2 separate regions of the Mus musculus genome follow, and region 1 is linked to region 2. A link is a loop called in an ENCODE intact Hi-C map of the cell type or tissue named here. Cell type or tissue: gastrocnemius. All regions are shown on one strand.

Region 1 (8,000 bases), 65 kb before region 2:
GGCAATTGGATTCTGACTAAGACTCCCAACTGCAGCGTAGAGCCTTTCTTTCTCAAAAAGTGGTCTCTGCTCACCCACCTTTTTCTTGAGGATTCTCGGAGGTAGAATCAATCCCAACATTTAACTATTTCTGAGATGCTGTCTCTCCTCATTGGGGAGGGGGGGCTTACTCATGAGATGACGTCTCAGGGCCCAGAACAGTTTGGGAACTGAGGGCTCGCTCCATAGAGAGTCGGCTAGCTCATCCAAGCAGAGATGCTAGGGTCCATGTAGTGGCATGTGGCTGTCATCCCAGCCCTTCAGAGGCTGAGAAAGGAGGGTTGTGAGATCAAGCTCAGCCTGGGCTACATAGTGAGACCCTGTCTCAAAACAGAAAAGTAAAACACTAAAACCAAGCCAAAAAAAAAAAAAAAAAAGAAAGAAAGACTGTTCTCTTCTTTGGTCACCCCACGGACTTATGTGAGGAGAGGGGATGTGGCCCCAGCATCCAGCTTGTGGGCCTCTCAACCTCAAGGGGGGTTGAAATAAGGGCTTAGATGAGACCCCTCAGGCCAAGCGTGGTGGCGCACACCTTTAATCCCAGCACTCGGGAGGCAGAGGCAGGCGGATCTCTGAGTTCGAGGCCAGCCTGGTCTATAGAGTGAGTGCCAGGACAGCCAGGGCTACACAGAGAAACCATGTCTCGAAAAACCAAAAAAAAACAAAACAAAACCCAACCAACCAAACAAACAAAGAAACAAACAAAAAACCCAGAAGAGACCCCTCAGGGGATACCCCAAGTACAAGGGGATTCAGCATCTGCTTTTGAGCTGGGTCGTACATCCAGCTGCAAACTGAACACAAATTATATAATGTGCACTGTTTTCGTTTGATGTTCTTTGACTTAGGGTTTCTATTGCTGGAATGAACACCATGACCGAAAAGCAAGTTGGGGAGGAAAGGGTTTATTCAGCTTACACTTCCACATTGCTGTTCATCACCAAAGGAAGTCAGGACATGAACTCACACAGGGCAGGAACCTGGAGGCAGAAGCTGATGTAGAGGCCATGGAGAGGTGCTGCTTACTGACTTACTCCCCATGGCTTGCTCAGCCTATGTTCTTATAGAATCCAGGATCACCAGCCCAGGGATGGCTCCACCCACAGTGGGCGGGGCCTTCTCCCATCAATCACTAGTTGAGAAGATGTCTTATAGCTGCATCTCATGAAGACATTTTCTCAACCGGGGCTCCTTCCTCTTTGATGACTTTAGCTTCTTTCAAGTGGTCACAAACCCAGCAGGTCTCTCTCTATGTAGCCCAGGCTGGCCTGATCCTGCCTCAGTTTCCAAGGGACCCGGATCACAAGTGTGTGCCACCATCTGTTGCTTACGATGGCATGCCCACCTCAGCCTGCCCGAGACCCCACCGGGCATTAGATTCTGCCGAATGGAGCACCATGATGCTAGAATCTTCCAACCTGAATTATATATTGGTGAAAGACAGAAGTGACTTCTGCAAATCGTCCTCTGACTAAGCATGGTTGTGTTAAATAAATACAGTGTTTATGTTCAACTGAAAAAAAATATGACCCAGACTTTAAAAGGCTGCTCCCTTGTTAGGAGCAGGAGGTATGTGCTTAGGACATGGGCATAAGAGCACACACACTCTCGGGGCTGGTGAGATGGCTCAGTGGGTAAGAGCACTGACTGCTCTTCTGAAGGTCCTGAGTTCAAATCCCAGCAACCACATGGTGGCTCACAACCACCCATAATGGGAATGGCATGTCTGAAGACAGCTACAGTATACTTATGTATAATAAGCAGGAGCAAGGACTGAGCAAGTGGGGTCAACCGGAGTGGATAGAGGTCCTAAAAAAAAAAATCAATTCTGAACAACCACATGAAGGCTCACAACCATCTGTTCAGCTACAGTGTATCTATATACATTAAATAAATAAATTAATAAGTCTTTTAAAAAAAAGAGCACACACACATACATATTGCACACATACATACACTTGTGCACAGCCACATATATGTGTACACATATATGCATACATATCACACTTCAAAATAAAAGAGGTGAGACCCTAGGATCACTGACACAACCTCGTGGTTCGTTCCTCTATCCTGGAGATATGAGGCTTGCAGACCAGTGGTCAGGTGGGCTCACACTGGAGCCCAATGCTTTCCTTTCAATGTGAACCTGGCTTTGCTAACCCACGATGACCCAGCTATGCGGAGGGATCTGACTGTCGCTTACACACAGACCTCACAGCCCTGCCCAGCCACAAGGTCTCATGGCCTGTGGGAAGGCCACCATGGCTTACCCTGGGTCACTCTGGCAGCTCCTACTCAGACAGCCCTGTCTAAGTGACTGTCTGTCATTAGGTCATTAGGTCATTCCCAGTGAGGCCTGCATGAGGGGCACCAATATTCGGAGTATTTGTTGTGCACTGCTGCCTCCTGTGTGGGTTCCACTCTCTTCTTGTCTTCCTGACATGATGTTCCTCTCCCCTGATATGGATTTAATTCCCTCATGGTCTGTGGGCCTCAGGGTCCACTCAAAGCTCCTTTAAGCGCAGGGTCTATGGATCTGCCCCTCCATTCAGAGCCTGGAGTGACCTGGCTCTTGGGGTGCCAGTCCACCCCTGAGCTGAGGACCCCTAGTGTGACAATCTGCTGTCCTTGGTAAGGGGAATGGGAAAGCATTGGGGGGCAGGTCTGGATCCCCACCCCACAAGCCTTCTTGTGCTCCATACTCCATCTATATAATATCCCAGTTTGGAGCCACGGGTGAGCGTGTGGCAACAGAAGCAAGGCCAAGCATCCTTTAGGAAGGTGCCATGCAAAACCCCCTCCAAGGCCTGGGACAAACCCATCACTCTCCTGCATCTCCCCTCTGTGGAACACCTTGGCCCACGAGCCTTGCGTGGTGGCCCCACTGTTCCCATAGCCACGGCTGCTTCTGCGCAGCCTGCCTAGCCTTTGGGGGCCAGGGAAGGCAACTCAATACCTGGAGCCCAGGCAGCGGCCTGCTGTATAAGCACGGGCTCCATCGCTGCAGGACTCCCCTGGGAAGCCAATGGAGGAGACCAGATCTGGATAGCATCTTTTACTAGGGGACCAGAGGGGCCCTCCAGCCCAGTGGAGCCTGCAGAGAAAGGCAGGTCCCTCCCTCTCCAGCAAGACTGTTATCAAAGAGGGAATTTGAATAAGGAGTCACCGTCCCCCACCTCCACCCCACGGTTTCCAGGCGACATTGGTGTCTGTTGTGGTTCGCTGTCATACAAACCCTTTCCCCGTAAGACAGCGGGTCCCACGGGGACAAGGGGCGAGGTGGAATATTTTATCAGCCGGGTACATGTGTAAGAAAAAACAGGCCTGAAAAGCCAAGTCTCGTTTTCCTGAAAAGGGTGAAGCAGGGAGGGGGCTCTGGTGGGATTTGCTCCACACCAGGTACAGGCTCCCACACTGCAAAGTGATGGCTATTCGGAGGCTGACTGGGAACAAGTTTAAAAGGCATCTGGGGACACACACACATACATACACACACACACACACACAATACATACATACACATACACACACATACATACATACACACTATATATACACACATACACACACATACATACACATACACACATACATACACATACACACTATATATACATACCTACATATACATATACACACATACACACATATACACACACTACATACACACACATACATACACATACACACACATACACACATATACACACATACATACACACATGTATATATGTACATATATGTGTGTACGATAAATATAGGTGAAAGGGGAAAATGAACATTTTAAAGCTGAGGCTGGGTGTGGTGGCATGTTTTGTTAGCTCCAGCACTTGGGAGGACGATGCAGGAAAGAGAGAGAGAAGAAATCTTGAAACTAAAAAATAAAAAGGAGAAGGAAGGGAGGGAGGGAGGAAGGAGGAAGGAGGGAAGAAGGAAGGGAGGGAGTAGAGAGGAAGGAAGGAAGGAGGGAAGAAGGAAGGGAGGGAGGGAGGAAGGAGGGAAGTAGGAAGGGAGGGAGGAGAGAGGAAGGAAGGAAGGAGGGAAGAAGGAAGGGAGGGAGGGAGGAAGACTTGAAAATCACACATGATTGGGAGAGACTCTCCTGAGACTGGGGCCATTTTCACATTTATAGACTTTTATACCGTTGAGTTTGTCTGGTTTGGATGGAGCTTGACCATGTAGCCCAGGCTGTCTTTGAATTGGCAGTCCTCCTGCCTCAGCCTTGAGTGCTGGGACAATGGGTGTCTGCCAGGTGCTCCATCTCCACTTGAAGACTTCAGGTGCCTGGGCTCCTGGATGAGCGAATCTCGGTGGGGGCGGCCTGACTTTCCGCTGGGTGGCAGACTTGAGTCCATTCTGCCACCCAGGTTCTGGTAACATTTCCTCTGGCTAGTGTGGCCTCCCTTGGGGTCAGAGGAAACAGGGTCAGGCTCAGGGTCACTGCAGTAGAACAAGTCGGTAGGCCCGGCTTCGGCTCTGTGCCACCTGCCTGGCTGAACGCCGTTCTCCAAGGGGCCTAAAAGACTAGGGGGAGTGGTCACCTTGAGAAGCGCTCGCCTCGGGCCTCGCTCGCTTTGCCAGCGTGTCCTGTGAAGGTGACCACCTTACAGGTTGCCGCCTGCCGAGTGACAAGCAGAGGGGCCACTCGCGCACTCACACCGTGTGTCCCCCAAGGAGTCTGGTCCATCACCACCCTGCATGTTAGGCTAGCCCGGCAGCGGCAGCGGCGGGGTAGGAGAGACAAGAGCTCACAGCATGGTTACAGATCAGATCTGGGAGGCTGCTCTGTGCCTTCTCGGGGTGAGCCCCCCAGCTCATCTGGAAGTTGGTGAGATTTAAAGCAAAACAAGTGGCTCCGGAAGGGGAGGAGGGGCGGGGAGAGGGGAGGTGAGTGGAACCCATCTGGGCCAGGCTGCACGTTGAAATTGCCCCGCATTAAAAATTCAGCGGCCGGAGAAGTTTCCAGGGATTTGTAGTAATTAGATGACAGAATGCTGGCAAACCTCAGGCTTGCCAAAGATGTTACACAGGGGTCAAAGACTCCACACTTTCGGCGGGGTAATTTGTAAGTGTCAATCACTCGCAGCCATCAGAGAGAAGCTGATCTGAGGACTGCATTCTAACGAAGCTACTGCAGCCAGACCCAAGCCTGTGACTCTAGCTCAAGTGCCCACAGTGGCTGCTCTTCTGCTGGGACTCAGACCCAGGCCTCCAACTTCTGTCTTGAGTTCCTCCCCCCCTCTGTGGAGAGATCCCTGCCGAGCTGGTACCACCCGAGGGGTGAGACATAGGCTCTCTGCCTCTGTAATAGGGCAGGTACTTGGTGTTAAGAATGGATGGCTCTGCACATCCTTAAATGACGTCTCCAGCGCCTCCATACAGGTCAAGTCATTTCCTAGTCAACACCCCACAAGGCAGGCACCCACTGCACATGTCTTATTCTTAGCTCCAGTGAGGAATTTAGAAACCAGAGAGGCTAGGAGACCACACAGCTTACAAGAGAGTCCAGGCCAGAAGCAGGCTGAGCAATTGCATGTTCCACTGTATACCACCTCCCCCCCCACACACACACACAACAGCTGTGTGACAGTCTTCAGGTCTCAGTGTTTACATCTTTGAAGTGGGGGCAAGAGGAATATGAAGAAGAAATGTCCTCTATAGATGCACCCATTCATTCCCCAACTGTGTATCTTGGCTGGGCACCACAGTGTCAGAAGTAATCCAGACTCTGAGCTGGAGAGATGGCTCAGCAGTTAAGAGCACTGACTGCTCTTCCAGAAGTCCTAAGTTCAATTCCCAGCAACCACATGATGGGTCACAACCATCTGCGATGGGGTCTGCTGCCCAATTTGGGTGTGTCTGAAGAGAGCAATGGTGTACTCACGTACATAAAATAAATAATTTTAAAAAATTAAAAAAGTAAAAGAAAGAAACAGACCCTGTCCTTGCGGAACATGAGAGAAGAAGAATGTTCAGTAAAGTGCAGTGTGTGTGAGGTTGGTAGGTGTAGGACACATGGACTTAGCCAGGGTGGTGGGACGGGGGGCCTTCCTTCCCATCCTCATGGAGCAGGACTTCCTTGGAGATATCTTGGAGCAGAGGGTCTTTGACTGGGGGGGGCAACAAGGCCAAGTCCATGCTGTGTGGGGACATCAAGATGACCCAATGGCTAGAATGGGAGGGAAGAGTCAGGCTGGGGCAGGGCTTAGTGGGTCTGGTAGCTACGAGGTCCCCAGTTCTACCCAGGCATGGTTGGTGGTTCTCATGATAACAGAGGCAGGGTTGGCAGAGTTGGGGCAGCTGTAACATCGTTGAGAGTGAGAGTCTGAGAAAACAGACCAGGTAAAGCCTAGCTTGGATGCCCTGCTAAAGCTACGAGCTCTGAGCAGAGTCGGGTGGGGATGGTGGCACCTGGGGTGAGCCAACTGGTCAGCAGGTGTGAGCCTGCAGAGGCAGGGGCCTCTCTGGCTACCTCAGTCCTGTGGGGGAGCTACAAAGGAACGTGGAGAATCCAAAGGAAGGTTAATTCTCTTGCAGCCTATTCTCTCCCTCGCTCTTCACACCTGACATAGTATCTTCTATGTCAGAGCACTGGATGTGGAGTCCAGCAGACCCAGGAACTGAAGCGTGACCCTGCTATTTCTAAGCTGTGTGACCCTGGGCAAAGCTATAAACCTCTCTGAGCCTATGATACTCCAACCCCCCCCCCCCACATACACACTAATAAGTCACAGGTAGGTGTGAGAAAGGCTGCGGGGCTTCAAGCTCTCTAGTGTCACAGGGTCACAGCCTCTAAGAATGATAGAAAGGATAGCCTTTGCGGGTTCCTGGAATGTCCTAAACAGTGAATTTGTCCCCAACAGTGTCCCAAGAAAAGAATTTGGAGACCCTAATTGAGTTTAGGAAAACGAACTCAAATGCTTTGAACAAGAGCCCACAATTTCAGCCTGTGCCTTCATTGTGAGCTGTGGCCCTTCCCCAGCAGGCTCTGCATTCTTCTGTATGAAGACACAGCTTCATCCTTCCTCCGGGGATGAGTCAGGTTGAGCCCCTGTAAATTCCTCTCTCAGAACCCTCCCTGAGTATTCAGCCATTTGTCTGGGGGAGGGGCAGCAGAGAGAGAGGGGGGGAAGAGAGAGAGAAAGAGAGAGAGAGAGAAAGAGAGAGAGAGAAAGAGAGAGAGAGAGCTTGATCATCCCCTCCCCATGCCTGGGTCTCCATCCCAGCCTCTGCTTCGGGTCCAGCCGGGCTGAGAAACCACTCAAGGGGAAAATGAGAAACCGTGGGGTTTCACGGGTGGCAGCGGCTGGGCACCCCACCCCCATCCCCGAGCAGTGGCTCTGCAGCTGCTAGCCTCGGTGGATGGACAGACAGACAGAGCGGTGAGAGGGGGACTAGAAACTTCAGACTAGGGGCAGGTGCTTGATGTCCTCACCAAATTCCCAAGGTGTTGAGGCCACAGGCTCATTGCAAGTGCTGGTAAAAGCAAGCTGTGGTGGCCAGCTGGGCCCTGGGGTCCCCTTTATTGAGCGCCTGCTGTATTTCTGGGGGCTCCCGATCACCTTCATCTTTGTCTGTACTCACAGGACCTGGTAAGGTCAGCATCACCACTATTCTATAGCGGTGAGTCCATCACATAGCCCTGAGGGAAGAAGTCCTACCGGGCAGTGACTTCCCCCTGCTCCATCCTGCAGGGTGGCTCCCAACCCAGAACAATACTTTCCCTTTCAGTAAATCCATCTCTCCACCCCTGCTCCCCCAGGAATATGACAGGGACTTTGTGTTCTGTCTCCTCTATACTGCATCTCAGAGTTGGCAGAACATGTGCAGTCTCATCAAAAAGTGTTCCCCCCTCCAGTTTTTTTGGAGCTTGCTTTGGTTCCGCACATCCTCTGGGAGAACTCAAGTTGGACATACGTGGTGTTGCTGGAGACAGCTCTTGTCCCAGCACTGAGAACCAG
Region 2 (8,000 bases):
ACTGTGTCTTGTTCCACGGCAGTGAGATCAGGAACATAACAAATGGTAACCTTACAGCTACTGCATATGGATCTACTGTGAGTGCTCACGGGAGTGCTTACCAGGGGTGCTCACCTATGCCAATACTGGATACAAGAATCAAAAGCTTAACTCTGGATTGTAGCCCTGGCCAAGGTTCTCTTTGATGCATATGGAAGCCAGGGAGTATTCGTAGGGATGGAGGAGGGGCATGGCCAACCTCACTGGTTCCACCCCAGGTGTGACACAGCATCCTGTCAGCCACATGGTGCCTCAGTTTTTGTCTTAGCTTCCCTCTGTCCTGGCCCTCTTCAATGCCACGTGTATGTCCTAAAGCGGCTGGCACCCTTTATCCAGAGCTGCTAGCTGGTTCAAGCTACAGGAACCTGAGGTGCAGGGGACACAAAACCCCTGTACCTGAGAGGCTACATCCCCCCAAAGATCCGTAAGTGGCCTTAGCCAATAAGATCCAGACCCATCGTTCAATGTGTGGGAACAAACACTGCAGATTGGAAGTGTGTAAGGTACACGGACAGGACAGGCTATAGGAGTGTAGCCAGATGACAGGGCATTGCTATCAGCTGGGTGAGCTAATTCAATGAAGCCCCTACCTCAGCCAGGCACAACAATGGATTCCAGAGGGACTGTGCCCAATTCAGGAAGCCAGGGAGGGGCAGACTCCAGGGAAGGCCGCTGAGTGACACGTCATGCGCGAGTGGGCACTAAGCTGCCACAGGACCAGGGAGACGCTGCGGTCATGGAACCTGGGATACAGTTCCAGAATACACAGAATGACAGAGACAATTAGAACGTTAATAAGGGAAGTTGGTTTACAGATCAGACAACTGGGGCTGGGGGCGCTCAGCGGCTGAGAACTTGCTGCTCTCATAGAGATGGGCTTCAGTTGCTAACACTGACATGGCAGCTCACAACCTCCTGTAACTCCAGGCCTTTCTGGTCTCTGTGGGCAAATGGCCTCCCACAAAGACACATGTGCACACACGTACACCCACACCATCCCCCACACAGGTATAGATCAGACAACTACTAGCCATCATAGGGAGACTTAGTAAGAGTCCCACAAATGAGACTGGGTAGAAAAGGTGGGTGAGGCGTCACAGCACCGCCTCCTGACAGTGAGACCCAGCAATGGGCAGGCAAGCTGTGGCTCAGGCAGACGGCATGGCTGTACCTCGGGGCAGCATGGGACTTCCACAGGCAGGCGTGGGACATGGGGCCTCACTGAGAGCACACACTATGCTGTCAGAGGCACAGAACTGAGGGGAGGGGCCACTCTCGCGGGACGGTGGCAGGACCAGGAATCGTGGGGACATCTATGTTTTGTGTGGGGCGTTGGCTAAGGTGTGGATGTGTGGGCACTCAAGCATGAGACGCACACAAACCTCTGCATCTGTTTACCTCTGCCCACTTAAGCATGACACTGGGTTAAATGTCTGTCTTCAGAAACCTTTGCCATTCTGAGATTGAAACACGTCCACCTGGAGCCCACGATCCCATGCTGATACTGGATCTCTGAGATGATATCAAAGACAGACAGGCAGACAGACAGACAGATGGAGCCTTGGGGCCCATGTCACAAGGAGCATATAGCCTACACTGTCAAGTATAGCTGAGCACAGGTAGGTTCAGCTGGGAGGTAGGGGACATTACTGGCCCAAGGCATGACATCCATCTTTCCAGAGAGCCAGGGGAACATGAGCCCCCCCTCCCTTTATCCCACTCTCTCTGTGCAGAGCAGTTCAAAGAGCTTGAAGCTTCTAGAAAATACTGCCAGGAACCAGGACAGAGAGCAGCAGGGCCCCGAGTCCCGGGCAGGAGAGGAAGGGCACTGCCTGCCGACAGGGACAGGAACAGGGACAGGGACAGACTGAGCTGTCCACAAAGTCAGCACAACAGGTGTGCTGGGCACAGGAGACCCAGGCCTGTAATTAAGGACTCTGGATGCCTGGTGTGAATTGCCCATTCACACCCTTGCAGGTGGCTCACACCTCTGAGGAGGAAATTGCAGGAAAAGAAAAGAAAAAACAAAACAAAACAAAACAAAACAAAACAAAAAACAAAAAAAACCAGTGTTCTATCTGGAGCCAGAGCCTGGCCAATCTGAGAGGCAGTGGATATCCCCACCCTTCGGGGACAGTCCCAGGAGGATGGTGGGCTCTACAATGGGAGCTAACTACAGCACCACAGAGCTGTGTGACCCTAGGCAAACTGCTTACCCTCTCTGTGCCTCCCAACTTGGACTTCATCAGCATTTTAGGGTAAGGCTCTGCCCAGTAGGGCTGCATATGTGGGTCGCATACTCTGTGAGCATCTTCTGCGTATCCACTGGGCACCAGGCTCCCGTGCACACTGTATGACTCTGGTGATATTGGACCTTACAGTCCAGAGTGGGGTTTTGTTCAGTAAGTAGATAATCACGTGGGCACATGCGTATCTCCACTTGGGGAGCTCGCAGGGAGAATGGGAAGGAGGGAGAGGAAGCTGGAGGGGCTACAGAGTCTCAAATCCAGGAGAAGCTCAACCTCTCCTGCCTGTGGGTGGGGTGGGGTGCGAGCAAGCGGCCAGCCGCGCAGGGAGCTTCTCTGGTGAGTACTACATAACCAGTGGCAGCTGGCAGAGCTGTGTGGGACTCAGGCTGATGAGTTTTCCTATCTTCAGATCCAAGGCTGTAGGCAGCTCACTTCAGGAGCTAGCTCACCACTGCCTGCCAGCCCATATGAACCATATCTGGGCCACGCATGGCCTAGAGTTTGTCAATGGTACCGCAGGCTGTGGTGAGCCAGGCGACAATGACAATCTGCAACAGCCAGTCTTAGGAGGGACCACAGGGCCTCTGGAGCTCCAGGGACACAGGCCCTGCCTCTGTGGGGCAATTTTCACATCCCAAGGGCTCTGCATTCTGGGAAGGTGGGCAACAGTAGGGAATACTTTACAGAGGAGACTGAGGCAGAGGGATGGTCTGGGACAGACAAGGAGCCAACAGTAAGGGCCTTCCCTTTTTTCCTTCCTTCCTTCCTTCCTTCCTTCCTTTCCTTCCTTCCTTTCTTAAAGGCATGTGCCACCACTGTCCAGCAGGCCTTCCCACAGAACAGCCATGCACCTAGACTCCCCGGTCACTGGCTGGGGACCAGGGAAAACACTCAGGCCACCTAGGAATAGGCTGTTTCTATTATATGTACTGTTAGCTATCCTCTGTAGCATCAGTGTGGTGTCTTTTGAGGAAGGAGGCACATAGCTTGTAGGCCTGGGACAGCTCAGGCGTGTTCCTCATCCTCTCAGGTACAGGCAAGGAAGAAGCTAATCTGCCCTCACACAGATGGCCTGCACCCCATGGCGAGGAAGGCAAAGTAAAGGACCTGTAGGTGAGGGGCAGAGATGGGGAGCGGAACAAGAGCACCCTAACCAGACAGCGAAGGGACAGTGCTTTTTCTATACCTCGAGAATGAAAACGTGTGAGCAGAAACTGCCCAGGGGATCTGCGGAGGGCTGTAAGAGGCCGTGGCTGTGCATCCTCCCTGCCTGCCACTCAGGCCTTCTCTTTCCCACCTTGGACTCCTGACACTAGGCTTCCAAAATTCCAAGCTGAGTCCACAGGGACCAAAGGGGAGCCTATGGCTTGGCAAGCTCCCTGTCTCCACCCCAAAGTGAGGAAGGAGAGGCCCCAAAGATGCTACAGTCACTTGGGGGGAAAGAAACCACTGGACGGCACAGCCTAAACTGTGCCCGCCAGACTGAGAATGATGCTAGTGACCCTCCCTCCCTCCTGTCTGTCTGTCCATTCCTCCCCCAGGCAGGAACAGGGAGGTAGCAGGAGTCAAGTTACAGTTCCACACCAACAGAGGAGAAAACTGAGCAAGGCTGGGTGGGCTGGCTTCCAAACATCCTAACCTTCCTCCCTGCCCCCTGTGAAAACCAAGCATCAGCTTTCAGAATGGACACTGCCTTTCCTGAAATTAGAGACTCTGGGTAAGGCCGTCCCAAGGAAGGCAATGGGGGGGGGGCCCTTGGGGCTTGTGCCCATGGCTGCAGCTACACAGCCTGAGCTGCAGTGTGTACACACACACGGTGCACAGACACTCTGAGCAGCCCTGCTGGTCCTTCCACAGGGTAGAGGGGCCTGGGCAGGCGGGTCCTCCAAGCATCCTTGGGGCTGATGGGAGATGATGAGAGAAGCCACTAAGAACCTCTGGGATTCTGCACTGTGGGTAAAGACACAGGTAGTGCTCCTACAGTTTGGGTGATGCTGAACCACAGTCACCAGCCACTGCGACTGCCCCCTCACAGAGCCTCACAGCCTCTCTCTTCCCTGGCCCTCTACAGACAGCGGCAGAAGAGAGGATACTCCGGACACAGGTGCCTTCCCTGGGGTCCTAGCACAGTGCTTCATACAAACACACATTCACCGATGTCCTCACCAAGACAACCTGGGGATGACAAGTCCTTTTATAAACATGGGAGGAAAACAGATATACAAGACCAAGCTCTGGTCAGAGCCCTGAAAGCCACATGGCCAGCTTAGATGTGCAGTCTTGAGCAGGCTGTGCCTCGAGTTCACTTTGGCCAGCTTCAAGTTCACTTTGGCCACAGCAGAAGCCCTCCCATGCCCAGGGCTGCGAGTTCCAAGCCAGCCAGCATGGCAGGCACCAGGCACAGAGCCCAGCACACAGGCACATACCAGGAACGTGGGTTGTGACTCCGGGTGTATCTACCATGAGAAGCGCCCCCAATCCTGCCTGACACAGTAGGTCAACCAGTTCTCCCAAACCCTGAAGCCTTCCTTCCCCTCAGTCAGTGACCTTCCGCTGGCCGGTGGGTGGCTTTGTGTAGAATCAGAGCTGAGGCACGGGCCTCGCATCCCTGGGAAAGTCTCACAGTGACCCCTGCTGTCCACCACTGCAATCGGCCCCAGCTCTCTATCTATCCACTGGGAAGCTAACAAAAGCGAGGCAGTGCCTGTCCAGGACAGTTCCAGCTTCAGGGGTTTAGGACCGCTCAGTCAGAACAATGGCGGAGGGGAAGAGACGCCGAGTGTAAGTACATTCCGCAGACACTAATTCCCTGTCTGCTAAAGAGGAAGTATAATACACAGATCAAACAAAGCACCTTCCCCTGCCTTGCAGTCTATTGTTTCCCTGGATAAATGTCATCCCTGATACACCGTGGATCCGGGCGACACTGTCATCTTGGAGGGATGTGGTTCCTGATCAACACGCACGGTTCTTAGCAACTCCTTTTGAAGCGGCAGCTGTGAGATTGGGACTCTTTAAAAAAAAAAAAAAAAAAAAAAAAAAAGAGGCAGAGGCACCACAGGCGAGCCGGGAGCTAACACTCTCCCTCTCTTTTTGACTGTTGTGCCGGATGCTGGTATGTGGGGAAAAAAGAAAAGAAAAAGAAAAAAGCGCCCCTTGTCCCAGACTGTGACCCGTATCACTAGGCACCGGAGCTCAGACATCAGAGGGGACAGCATGCAGCACTGATTGAGCTGACTGCAGCGGTGAACACCCCCACCCCAGGGGATGGGGAAGAACAGGGAGAAAAGGGATGGGTTTTGAAGCCGATTCCCCAAGCAGCATCCCATCTCTTAACCTCCCAGCAAGAGGAGAGACGCAAGCCTCACAAAGATAATTCCCTCTCTAACTTAGCACTTGTCATGTAGCCTTGCAAGACGCAGACAGGTCATTCTACCAGAGACATCACCCGAGACAGTGACAAGCAGAGGCTGAGCGCTCCTGACATGGCTCCTCCCCAGGCAGAGCCTCAGCAGGCCACGGTGGGGGGGGGGGGCGGGGTGGAGGGGCACTCAAGGCCCCTGTGTTCTCCAAAATCCCAGCTGAACCTCGGCGAATGGCACAGAAAGGTTAAACGCCCCACCTCATGCTCTGAGAACGCGTGCCTTGGGGTGCCTCATGATCCAGTGCCCCCTCATGGGATCACAGAAATGTCTCCTTTAACTTGAGACTCAATACAGGGCCACCCAAGTGAAAATGCTCTTCTATGCACATATGGGGTGGTCAGCCTGAGGCCTGTGTGGATCAGACTGTAAGAGTTCACATACAGAGGGAGGAGACATGGCTGCCTCAGTGGTTAAAAGCACTGGGTGCTCTTCCAGGGGACCCGGGTTCATTCCCAGCACCCAAATGGCAGCTCAGTGGTCACTCCAGTTGCAGGTGATCTCATGCCCTCCTCTGGCCTCTGGAGGCACTGCATGCACACAGTTCGTGAGTGGAAGTTACATGCTCATACATAAAACAAAAAGGTTGGGGAAAAAAGAATTTAAACTGATGGACCACCTTTCAAACCACGAGCAGAATGAGCCTGACGAAACCCAGGCTCCTGCATCAGGCTCCTGTGTGCCGTCACGGCCAGGGAAGGAGAGCCCTGAAGTTAAAGACAACCTACCCCTGTCCCAGCCAGGCTGTCTTTGACTCTCGTCACTTGCCTGGGCCCTAAGCCGAGACTGCATCCTGTACTAACAGACCATGGCCTGTGTTCTGTATGTCACATTCACTGTCCTCCCAAAATGGCTTTTTCCAGAGAGCAACTGAGGCCAGTATCTTAATCCCATGAGGACAACAGGGTCCTCTGGGGACCTGAGGTGAAGGTCCCAGTGTCTGGGACCCACCTTGAAGGAAATGACTCTCCAGGAGCAAAGCCTGCATGGAGGGATATCGGTAAATCCCACAGGGGAACCACAGGCTGCAGCCACCAGAACTGCTATCTCTCCTGATATCTGGGGACAGTGCTAAAGTACAGGCACACACCCAGACATCCTCCTGCCTCTGAGAAGGGAGGTCAGGGCACTCTTGTACCATAATCTCTGAGATTACGGAAGCCAGACCAAAGGCAAAGTTTAGAAAGCCCCATTGTGGGCTTAAAGCACTATCAGTCAGGACCTGGGAAGCCTCGCAGCCTCCAGGGGGCGCTGTGCACACAGCCCAGTGTGGGGACCTACCTGAAAAGCTCCCGGATCTCCCTCTGGTTGGCCTGGAAGGGGATATTCCGCACCAGGATCTTGGAGGTCGTCTGCTTCTTGGGGACCTGCTTCTTCCGAGTTGATGTCAAGGCAGGCCTGGAATGGGGTGGGGGAAAACACCAGGTCATCTGGGCTGCCAACTGCTTGTACCTAGACCAATCCTGTCACCTGCCCACAGAAAACACCTCCTGGTCATTGCAAGTGGCCTCCAGAAGGGGCCAGGATGAAAGCACAGGAAGTCAGCCCATCCTCCGCTTGGGGTGATGGGAATGGAGTTATCTTCTCCCCTGAACAGCGTAGCCCATTGCTGCTGTCCTTGAACAAGGACCATAAGAAGGAAGGAACGCCATGAGGGAGGGCCTCAAGCATTCTGGGCCAGCACTTTACCCTCGGGCTACACTCCCAGCCCCATCTCCTCCTTTTATGATAAAAATGGTCACTGACTGGTTCAGACGGGCAGGGAAGCGGGTATGAAAGTTGGCAAGAGAAACCTTAATTGTGAAGAACCCCAAGTGGCTGAGGAATTGGGGTGTGTAGGTGGCAGAGGTGGGGCATTTAAGAACCATGAGACACCAGGACAATCAGCACCAAGGTCAGACCAAGGTCAGACACAGAGAGCTGCCACCCACCCAAGGACAGAGAAGACATCTGAGGACTCACTTAGTGGCCCGTTCAGAGATCCGTACTTCCAGCTTATGGCCGTCCACAGTGTGACCCTAGAACACAGAAAGACCAGGCCTGGTCACTAACCCATCCTTGCCCTTTTCCAGCACACAGCCTGTCTCAGGCAGAGGGGCTGGTGGGAACCAAGGACAGAGATGGCTTTAACACAAAAGCAGTCCTGAGCCAAGCAGCCAGTGGCCAGAGAGGGCCAGTCTCCTAGGAATTCCGAACCTCCTAGCTACTCAGGGAGCTATTTCTACCACAGAGGCATATTCAGGGAGAGGAGCCTGCAGGTCTGGCTTGCAGAGAGCTCGCTCTAGTTCAT

What was found. Hi-C counts contacts between places; a loop is a spot of excess contacts. Peaks named below come from ENCODE experiments on the same cell type or tissue, not always from the same donor. Only the 100,000 strongest peaks of a DNase experiment are listed, where the experiment ranks them.
Region 1: it touches region 2 in a loop (14-fold over the local background); 13 of 42 quality-filtered maps call a loop at or near these places.

What each region holds. Positions count from the first base shown.
Region 1 is chr5:120,207,866-120,215,865 of GRCm38, reverse strand. No RefSeq gene overlaps it. Among named protein-coding and RNA genes, the nearest start is that of Gm31836, 23 kb to the left of the region's middle. In gastrocnemius, a CTCF peak has its summit at 4,369; a DNase peak (open chromatin) is centred at 4,482; H3K4me3 peaks cover 662 bases; H3K27ac peaks cover 548 bases.
Region 2 is chr5:120,143,105-120,151,104 of GRCm38, reverse strand. It overlaps Rbm19 (RNA binding motif protein 19), which reads right to left. Exons shown (of 24, transcript NM_028762.1): 20 at 7,673-7,728; 21 at 6,992-7,108. Among named protein-coding and RNA genes, the nearest start is that of Gm10390, 7.8 kb to the right of the region's middle. In gastrocnemius, CTCF peaks have their summits at 4,917 (motif pointing left), 6,218 (motif pointing left) and 6,949 (motif pointing right); DNase peaks (open chromatin) are centred at 4,886 and 6,967; H3K27ac peaks cover 341 bases.